Regions from separate parts of the Homo sapiens genome. Here region 2 is linked to region 1. The links are chromatin contacts, found by Hi-C or POLR2A ChIA-PET in ENCODE. All regions are on one chromosome and are shown on one strand. The core of a region is the stretch at or near the end of the contact, and the rest is flanking DNA. Distances in the headings are between cores, read along the strand shown. Region 1 overlaps NPEPPS (aminopeptidase puromycin sensitive). Region 2 holds the start of EFCAB13-DT (EFCAB13 divergent transcript).

Region 1 (4,907 bases), core at 711-3,210:
CAGGGAATGGGGGTTGGGGGTGGAACTAAAGGGAGGAAAAAAACCAGAACAGGGTAGGTTTTTGTTTTTTGCTTTTTGTTTTTTTTTGGCCAAGGGGTCGGTCACACAGAAGGGAAGGCAAGGAGGAAAACTAAACTACAATCCTTGGTTCAGATTGAGTTATGCAGGAATATATCTTCCTGATCAGTCCCCGTGCCAAAAAAAAAAAAAGCCACTTGGAATTATGCACTGACTCCAACTATGTGATACCAGCTATCAGCCTTTTGTGTTTAACCATTCCCAGAAATGGACACCACCCTTGGCTTTATAGGCTCCTTGCAGAACCCACTTCACAAAAATGCTCTTCACCAAGAAGCCTCTAGTTTCCTTTTGGTAGGTTATAAAAACAGAACATCTGTCATTAACAGTAGAGTGTTAAATACTTTTAACCACTGACAAGGCTTCAGAAAGTTTCACAGTTTCGTTATGCTCTATTTTATTACTATCATATTTACATTTTTATTTTTTATTTATTTTTTGCTGAATTGCTGATTTTCCTTTTTCAATAGAATTTAATTCTGGAGTGTGAGCAGGAACCAGTTAACTACATTCATTGTCCAACCCCCACTGGTTTGAAAGAAGACTCCAAATTCTTGGCATATGAATCAGCTGTTCGGTAGCTCCACCTTATCCCTGCAGCGAAGCAGCAGAACCGCCAATGGCGGCACCTCAGGATTCACACTGTGGGTGGTGAGGCCTTCCGCTGAAGGAGGTACTGGTGGATGCTCTCAGCATCTCGCTTTAGCCAGGCAGCATTCAGCAGAATATTTTCACAACACTGCTGGATGGTACGCTCAGCTGAAGGAGCTGGGTGACTCTCGAAGAAAGCCTGGTATAAAACAACCCAGAATGCAGGATCATTACTAGCAATAAGAAGTTAATATTACAGGTTATGAAAAAATACCCACTGGTCTATATGAAGGATGCATAATCTTCAGGCATGAGAATTTACCACTGCCACCCTCAGGCTAAAAGAAAACAAGCAACTCCTTGGACCTGCATATAGGAATTCTCCCCTTAATTATATGCTTAACAACCTAATCAAAAGTTAATAAAGAGACAGAACCTACTGCCTTTCTTTTAGGCTAATTGTGTAGTGGTAAATATAGTCTTTGGAATGAAGACTTGGAACCTGAATCCAGGCTTAGTCATGTACTAGCTTGTGACTGTGAGAAAATTAACTGCTCTAAGTCTCAGTTTTCTCAACTATGAGAAAATATCTACTCCAGAAGATTAAAGAGACAATCCATATAAACATTTGACAAAATACCTAGCACAGAGTACTTAAGGATTCAACACATTTTGGCTGCTTCAAATAAAGATTAATTTGTAAGGGATGATAATACAAAGAAGTTTAAATTGCTGCTATGCCCTAATAATTTAACACCCCATGGTCTTTTTTTTTTTTTTTTTTTTGAGACAGGGTCTCACTCTGTTGCCCAGGCTAGAGTGCAATGAAACGATCATGGCTCATCACAGCCTCAACCTTCTGGGCTCAAGTAAACCTCCCACCTTAACTTCCTGGGTAGCTGGGACCACAAGCGTGCACTCCCAGGCCAAATTGTTTTTTCCTTTTTGTAGAGATGGGGTCCTACCATGTTGCCCAGACTGGTCTTGAACTCTTGAACTCAAGCAATCCTCCCACCTCAGCCTCCCAAAATGCTGGAATTACAGGAATCCAACATTTTTAATACAGTAAACCAAACAATTTCTAAGTTTACAATTTATCACAATGCTTAATGATTAAAAGTTGAATAAACTTTTCTAATGCAGTACACCTGGTTTCACAGAAAACAAAGCAACTCTTAAACACCAGCTGGCAAAATGATAGGGCTTTTCCTTTGAATTAGTCACCACAGGTGTGAAAGACAGAATGACTAATCCATCTGATTAAACATAGACCTTTTAGAAATCAATAACCTTATTTACACAGATGACAATTGCTACTGTTCCAAGGCTCCTAATCATGGTTCAGTTCTCAGGGCCTCAAGTCTTTTTCCATTCCATCGCAGAGTAGTACCAACATTTATACACCAGAAACCTGGGGATTATCCTGGCTTGTTTTTCTTCCTCTCCCAGATATGCTCACAACAGAGAAGCCAATCAATAAATATTGTTGAACTAAATGGTTAACAAATTCAAGCCCCTGAATCTCCATTATTCCATCTCCTCCACTACTGCCACTACCCTACTGTAAGCTATTCTATCATTCTTGCTAGGAGAGTTAGCTTCCCAACATCTTCTCTTCCCCATTCCAAACTATTATCCACATTGCAGCCAGACTGAAATTTTTATAACACAAATCAGATCAAGGCACTGCCTTGTTTATAAACCATTCGAAGGCTTTCCATTTTTAGGACTTTTTTTTTTTTTTTTTTTTTTGAGACAGGAGTCTCGCTCTGTCACCCAGGCTGGAGTGCAATGGCACGATCTCAGCTCACTGCAACCTCCACCTCCCGGGCTCAAGCAATTCTCCTGCCTCAGCCTCCCGAGTAGCTGGGATTAGAGGCGTGCACCACCATGTCCAGCTAATTTGGGGTTTCACCATGTTGCCCGGGCTGGTCTTGAAGTCCTGACCTCAGGTGATCCACCCACCTCGGCCTCCCAAAGTGCTGAGATTACAGATGTGAGCTACCATGCCTGGCCATTTTTAGGAAATTCTTAATATGGCCTATACAGCCCTGCATGATGTCTTTCTCTAAACAAAAACACAGAGATGCTACAGTACATTATCCCAACACTATAATTACAACCAGGTTATTGTTTTTACTTACTAGACTGAAAAGTGAAGAGTAAACAGTATTTTCCTTACCTTAACCTCTCCAGCCATTTTATCAACTGCAAATCCCTCAACTGATAGCTGCAAAACAATGGTTTTAAACAGTAAGTGAAACCAAGAGGCTGAGAACAAACTTCCATTTACCCTAAAAATAAATCATTCTGTTCTCTGCCAACTTCAGTCTGTTATAAAGGATGTGTGATGGGAGATGGAGAAGTCCTTAAATAAAGCCAGTAACTATTTAAGGAAACTTTTTTTTTTTTGAGACGGAGTTTCACACTTGTTGCCCAGGCTGGAGTGCAATGACCTCATCTCGGCTCACCACAACCTCTGCCTCCCAGGTTCAAGCGATTCTCCTGCCTCAGCCTCCCAAGTAGCTGGGATTACAGGCACACACCACCACGCTCAGCTAATTTTTGTATTTTTAGTAGGGACAGGATTTCACCATGTTGGCCAGGATAGTCTCGAACTCCCGACCTCAGGTGATCTGCCCACCTCGGCGTCCCAAAGTGCTGGTATTACAGGCGTGAGCCACTGCACCTGGCCACAGGAAACATTTAAAGAGCAAAGACCACAATGTATGGGTGTAGTGAATCATGGATGTCACTAAATAATATCCATGATTAGCAAGCTACTCAAAGTTTTTCACATACCTTTATTAGTCTGGATATTAAGAATCCTCCCTGGTATCGGTTATAAAGTTCTTCCCAGTTGTCCTTTATGAATTTCCAAGCAGCTTTCCTACCATGCTTGCTGCCTCCAGCTACTCCACCAATTACCGATACAGTGTCCTGTGGACGTACCTCTTCCTAAAAAAAGAAAGAGAGCTAAAAGTCTAGTGTATCAAAAACATATTCTGGTACCAGAAAGTGCACCATACTGTGACACTGAAGTAATCACACTGAAGACACTTATTCCTTGTTTTAGGAATAACTGGAACCAGAAGTTCTCAGCAAAGAAGATAATGTTTAAGCTAAAGATAACCAAAATGAGAATGAGGTACTGAGACAGGTTCAGACAGACAGACTGCTCAACAGATACTTGCTTAGGAGCCTATAGGTTTAAGAAAGGAAGAGACACAAAGTAAGCAAAGGCATAAGCCAGTTTCCCAGTTTTCAAGAGTCCCTGTCCTCATAGTTTCCATTCTGGAGAGACAATTTGTTTACTCTCCCAACTATTCTGATTCTCGCCACTAGTGGGAGAAAAACAGAAGTCAGTAACAAAAACTCAAGCCAGTTACTCTGGAAAAGGAAGCTTTAGTTAGGGTTAAGGCAGCTCAAGAGGATCAGAGCTGAATCAGAGACACTTCTCAGAGATGGGTAACGATTCACTTCTAAATGCAGTTTTCACCGTAACTTACTGAAAGTGCAAACGTGAGGACTTTTTGAATCAGGTCAGGCAAAAGAGTAGCGCCAAGGACTCTTTCGATTCGGTTTTTCTCTTCTTGCATATCTGCTTGTTTATGAAGCTACAGGAAAAAAGATAAAGATAGGAATAGTTAACTCTCCCTTGGATGTTCTGCATATGATTATATGAGCTTCTTCCCCAGTAAGGTAAAACTTAGGTTCTATATTCTCACTAGGTAAGAATGGCAGGGCATTATATTAAAGAAAGAGAATACTTTTCAAGATGCTTTGGGCCAGGTGCGGTGGTTCACACCTGTAATCCCAGCACTTTGGGAGGCCGAGGCGGGTGGATCACCTGAGGTCAAGAGTTCGAGATCAGCCTGGCCAACATGGTGAAACCCTGTTTCTACTAAAAATACAAAAAAAAAAAATTAGCCGGGCGTGGTGGTGCCCACCTGTAATCCCAGCTACTTGGGAGGCCGAGGCGGGAGAATCGCTTGAACCTGGGAGGTTGCAGTGAGCTGAGATCGTGCCACTGCACTCCAGTTTGGGCAAGAGAGCGAGACTCTGTCTCAAAAATAAAAGAAAAAAAAAATGATGCTTTGGCACTAAATTTGTCATCTGCTGTTACAGTAAGTAAATCACTAGATGTAAATGCTACCAGATGAACAGCCTGTCATTAGTTCAGACCAGTTTAACATCAAGATCTAAGAGGTAAAATCTATCATAGCCAAATTCTTTAC
Region 2 (4,943 bases), core at 2,278-4,777, 300 kb after region 1:
ACTTTGAGAGGCCAAGGCAGGTGGATCACGAGGTCAGGAGTTCAAGACCAGCCTGGCCAAGATGATGAAACCCCGTCTCTACTGAAAATACAAAAATTAGCCGAGTGTGGTGGCACGCACCTATAATCCCAGCTACTCAGGAGGCTGAGGCAAAGAACTGCTTGAACCCAGGAGGCAGAGGTTGCAGTGGGCCAAGACCACGCCACTGCACTCCAACCTGGGTGCAAGACTCTGTATCAAAAAAAACAAAACAAAAGAAAACAAAACAAAATAAAGAAAGAAAAGATGGTGTAGCCTCACTTCAAACTCAAGACTTTCACATTATGCAAATGTGATAACCAACACTTAGAAATTCCTCAAATTTTCATATTTTCAACTCACATCTGAGTTACATTTTATGAGCTATTTATCACAGTGCTAGCTATATTACATTATATTACATTGCTAGTTATAATCATCAGTCTTTTTCTTGTAAAGTTTAACTGCAAGTATTAATATTCTAATGAAGACAGAGTACTTAAAATCATTTTTATTTATTTCTGACATATGTTTATAGTCATTATTTTTCAATGTGATATGTCCAACATTCCTGGAATTCAAAATATGTTAAAATAAAATAGAACCACATTGAAAATACTCATCTCAGAAAATACTGGAAATCTATGCAGGTCTCCCCAGTAACCCATCCTACGTAATCTCTTCTAGATCTTCTCCAACCAGTTCAATATTTACCTCTAAACTACTGTGCATAGCACTTACTGCCTTCACTATTCTTGTCTTCACTATTTAACTGACATTAATCATTTGCCTTGTATTTGTATTTTTCATATGTATAGCTCCTATACCAACTATAGCCTAAATTTATAAAGAACTGGGACTGGTAACTTATCATTCTTAAAATTATTTCTCACAGTATCAAATACAATGGTATATATATAATGAAGGAAAGAGTAGAGGAAAGGAGGAATGGTATGGAGGGAGGGGAAAAGAGAGGGAGAGAGGGATGAATGAACAAATTCCCTTCCTACTAAGCTACTCACCAAGATTTCTTAAATCATCAAAGTGCTTAATTAAGCAGAGTTGACACGTTTTGAATAAATCTTGAAAGGAACAATTGTTCTGTAATTTATTGACGAGATTATCAAAAAGTTGGCAGGTCTTAATTTGCTGGATGAATCAGGTACCGCATAAGCCTCTCCAAACTTAAAAGAAAAAATTAACTTAGAAAGTCTATTCCCTGTAACTCTGACAATATAATTTTTCTCAACTATTTCAATCCTGTCTTCTATCGGTGAACTTGCAGGAACAAATCAAGAGAAATGGAGGGAGTCGTATCCCTTTTCTCCAGTCATCTATCCATTCACCTTTCTATCCATGAATTCAACGTATATGTCTGCATGCTTAGTGTGCACTAGGTTCTCTCCTAGGCTCTAGGGATATACCAATGAACAAAATATATATATGCTATATATATATATATATATATATATATATATATATATATTTTGTTTATATATATATAAAATCTGCCCTCATGAAGCTTATGTTCTAGTCAGGGAGTGAAATAATAAAATAGAAAAATAAAACATATTGTATGTTATCTGCAATAAGTACAAAAAAAAAAGTAAAGCAGGGAGGGGAATATGAAATGTAGTATAGGGGAAGAGATGCAGGGAACAGAATGGGTGGCCAAGGAAGACCTTACTGAGAGGGAGACTTTTGAGTACAGACCTGCAAGAACTGAAGTAGGGAGCTGATTAATATCTTAGGGAAGAGCATTTCAGCCAGAAAGAAAAGTAAGTACAAAAGCCCCGAGGCAAGAAGAATGTTCAAGGAATAGTGGGAAGGCCCCAGGAGGCTGAAGCAGGAGAGATCAGAGAGGCTAAGTGAAAGTGGCATATCATGGAGGACCCCTAGATGACAGTAAGAACTGTGGCTTGTACTCTGAAGGAGTGACAAGCATTGAAAGAGTTCTGAGGAGAAGGATTACATAATCTGAAGTTCTTTCTGAAAGGATCACTCTGGTTACTGTGAGGAGGGAAATCAGGTAGGTCTGGGTTCCTGAATGCCAAGTGAAGAAAGTACTTCAAGAGTGAGCAATCAGGCTGTGCATGGTGGCTTATGCAGGTAATCCCAACACTTTGATGCGGGGGTGGGGGTCTAAGCAGGAGGGCTGCTTAAGGCCAGGAGTTCAAGACCAGCCTGGGCAACAGTGAAACTCCCACCTCTACAGAATTTTTTTTTTAATCAGCTGGACATGGCGACCTTAGTCCCAGCTACTCCAAAGACTGAGCCAGGAGGATCTTTTGAGCCCAGGAGTTTGAAGCTGCAGTGGGCTATGATTGCACCACTGCACTCCAGCCTGGACGACAGAGACCTTGTCTCAAAAAAAAAAAAGGGGGGTGGGGTGGGCGGTTAAGATCAGTACTGAATGGTTCGCTAGGTTTCACAACACGGAGGACACTGACAAACTTGAAAGGAGCCATCTGGGTGGGGTGGTAAGGAGACAATGTCGTCAGAGTGAGTACAAGAGAGAACGGGGTAAAGAAATTGAACCCAGCCAGTAGGGTAGGCTCTTTCAAGGAGTTACGTTGTTAAGAGAAATAAGGCAGTAGCTGAGAGGAAAATGGGGCTGTGAGGCTTTAAGATGAGAAAAACAAAGGCGTCTTCACTGAAGCATGACTCTGTATGACATCCTTTCACAAAATACCTTCCTCTTTCCTCTCATGCCACATTTCCCTCACAAGCCGCCCGACTCGCTCGCTTTTCTCTCGCCAGAGGGACTGAAAACGTCATTAATACCAACTGCATACACAACTCCATTGCAGCTACTGCCATTCATGAACGTTCAAACTTTCGTCACCCTGTTTTCATATTTGTGTAACAAACGTCGAGTGAACGAACCTCCACCTCTTCCAAGAACCCACGCTGAGGAGGCTTCCCATAGACCCTGCTCTTACGAAGCCAACGACTTCTACAGGAAGAAAGAGGACCTGTAAGCTAGCGAGTGAACGACCCGCAAGATGGAAATGAGTGTGCTAATAGAGGTCTCCGCCTCCCGCTGAAGGAGCAGGGAAGTGACACCACCCCCGGGACCGCCAGCCTTCTACAACAACCACCATTTCTGAGGAACCACCTGATCAGTCTCAGTCACCCTTCAATCTGCCCCTTTGTCCCACTCAGTCCCCTCACTGTTCCTTTCTGGAACCTTCCTTCACCCAGCCCCACCACTGTTCTCCTTCCTCCCTCGCACCCTACTGCATTCTCCACCCTCCACCTCGAAGGCTCCCCTCCCAACTCCTCAGCGGGTCTCGCCTCCCCTCCCCACCTCTGTCCCCCAAGGGTCCCACTACCGGCCCGAGCTGCCCTCCCTTCCTCTCGGCTGGAGGCCCCCGCGCTCTCTGTGGTCAGCCCCTGCCGCCCCTCGGGCGGCGCTGCTCTAGCTCTGCAGCCTTCCCAGGATCCCGCGCCGCGCGGCCCCGCCCCCGCGGTCACCTGACCGAGCCCGACGCTCCGCCCACCGACCACCCCGAGCGGAGCGGGCCCAGGACCCTATCGGCTGTCGAGCCGGTGCTGCCGCGGCCACCGCCACCGCCCAGGGGCTCCGGGGCTGTGGGGAGCGGCTGAACTCAATACCGCCTCCGCGCTGACTGGAAGGCACTGCGGCCGCGCCTGCCTGCCCCACCTCGTAAGGGCCTGTGACCTCACGAGGCCAGCCGCCGGGCGCTGCATTCGAGCGGTGGGGCTCCTGTCCGTGCGCTTTCCTCCCGCAGCCCCGGCCGGGATTCCGCCCTCCGTCCTTGCCACCCGCTCGCCACTCTTCCCTAATCGCTGTTCATTCTCCGGTGCGCTGTCCCGCCATGGTCTGACCCCACTTCAATCTTACCTTCGGTCCGTCCTTTGAACACCCCGACCCCCGACCCCTTTCTTCCAAAACATTCCATCCTTCTTGGCTTCTGCTACTCAATAATGGACAGCAGCTCGAAGGCCATGTGTCCCACGGCTTTGCTGAAATTTGTCTCGGGTTGCCTTTAAGGAGACTGTCGTTTCCTTTTGAAAGAGATACTTTGGTTGGTTTGGTTTTCTTCTGTGTGTTTGTTTTTCCTATGTATTTATCGTATGCAGTTGGGCAAAATACTTAACGCTCCCTGAGTCTCGATTTTCTCATTCTTCCAGGGTTGTGGGAATTCAAAAATATATACGTAGTGCTCAATAAATGTTACAATATTTAATCCCTTCCGTGATACTACTGTGTTCATTTACATCTTAAACCTTGCTTTGTAGGCATTCTTTAATATTTTATTTAGATTTTTATTATTATTAAATATATGTACAAATCATAATTGTAAATATTTAATGGGGTACAATGTTATATTTTAATATATGTATACAATATGGAACGACTAAGTCAAGCTTAACATATCCATCACCTTGTTTAACGTTTTTTATGGTGAGACATTTGAAATTTACTCTTAGCAGTTTTGAGATATACGATATATTATTATTAGCTATAGTCACCACACTATGCAATAGATCTCAGAAACTTGCTGCTTTTGTCTGACTGAACCTTGTACCCTTTGAACAGCATCTCCCCATCCTGCATCTCCTACCCGCCCCGTCCCTTTCCAGCCTCTAACAACTATTCTACTGTCTACTTCTATGAGTTTGACTTTTTAAGATTCCACATATAAGTGAGATCATGTGGTATGTGTCTTTCTGTGCCTGGCTTTTTTCACTTAGTATGTCCTCCAAGTTGATTCATGTTGTCACAAATGACAGAAATTCTTTTTTAAGGCTGAATAGTATCCATTGCATATGTTGATTCATGTTGTCACAAATGACAGAAATTCTTTTTTAAGGCTGAATAGTATCCATTGCATATGTTTACTACATTTTCTTTATCCATTCATCCATCGATGGACACAGGTTGATTCCATTATCTC

What was found. A loop is a pair of places that touch in the nucleus more often than their neighbours do. ChIA-PET counts read pairs that join two places held with the same protein, here RNA polymerase II (POLR2A). Pooled maps may share reads with other maps.
Region 2: a map of PC-9 shows a loop between it and region 1 (7-fold over the local background). The contact joins the promoter of EFCAB13-DT here to the enhancer-like site in region 1. A Hi-C loop is called at or near these places in 19 of 168 maps with a recorded cell type or tissue (B cell, CD8-positive, alpha-beta T cell, GM12878 and 14 more), 32 of 37 single-sample maps with no recorded cell type and 27 of 50 pooled maps. POLR2A ChIA-PET finds 5 or more read pairs at or near these places in 6 of 52 experiments (A549, K562, WTC11 and 3 more).

The regions. Positions count from the first base shown.
Region 1 is chr17:47,617,729-47,622,635 of GRCh38, reverse strand. NPEPPS (aminopeptidase puromycin sensitive) reads right to left here. Exons shown (of 23, transcript NM_006310.4): 20 at 4,179-4,286; 21 at 3,472-3,627; 22 at 2,852-2,899; 23 at 1-868. The coding sequence ends at 716. KPNB1-DT (KPNB1 divergent transcript) reads left to right here. Exons shown (of 4, transcript NR_171700.1): 4 at 549-1,109. Among named protein-coding and RNA genes, the nearest start is that of KPNB1-DT, 29 kb to the left of the region's middle. Within about 2 kb of position 1,960, at least 18 of the 41 ENCODE cell types and tissues checked have a DNase peak (open chromatin) inside an H3K27ac peak, as active enhancers do; they include HCT116, PC-3, PC-9 and 3 more, where a contact is called at or near this core.
Region 2 is chr17:47,322,485-47,327,427 of GRCh38, reverse strand. It overlaps EFCAB13-DT (EFCAB13 divergent transcript), which reads left to right and starts at 3,527. Exons shown (of 3, transcript NR_110880.1): 1 at 3,527-3,739. EFCAB13 (EF-hand calcium binding domain 13) reads right to left here and starts at 3,473. Exons shown (of 25, transcript NM_152347.5): 1 at 3,354-3,473; 2 at 2,905-2,974; 3 at 1,041-1,202. RefSeq lists enhancers at 2,685-2,864, 2,905-2,994 and a silencer at 3,335-3,744.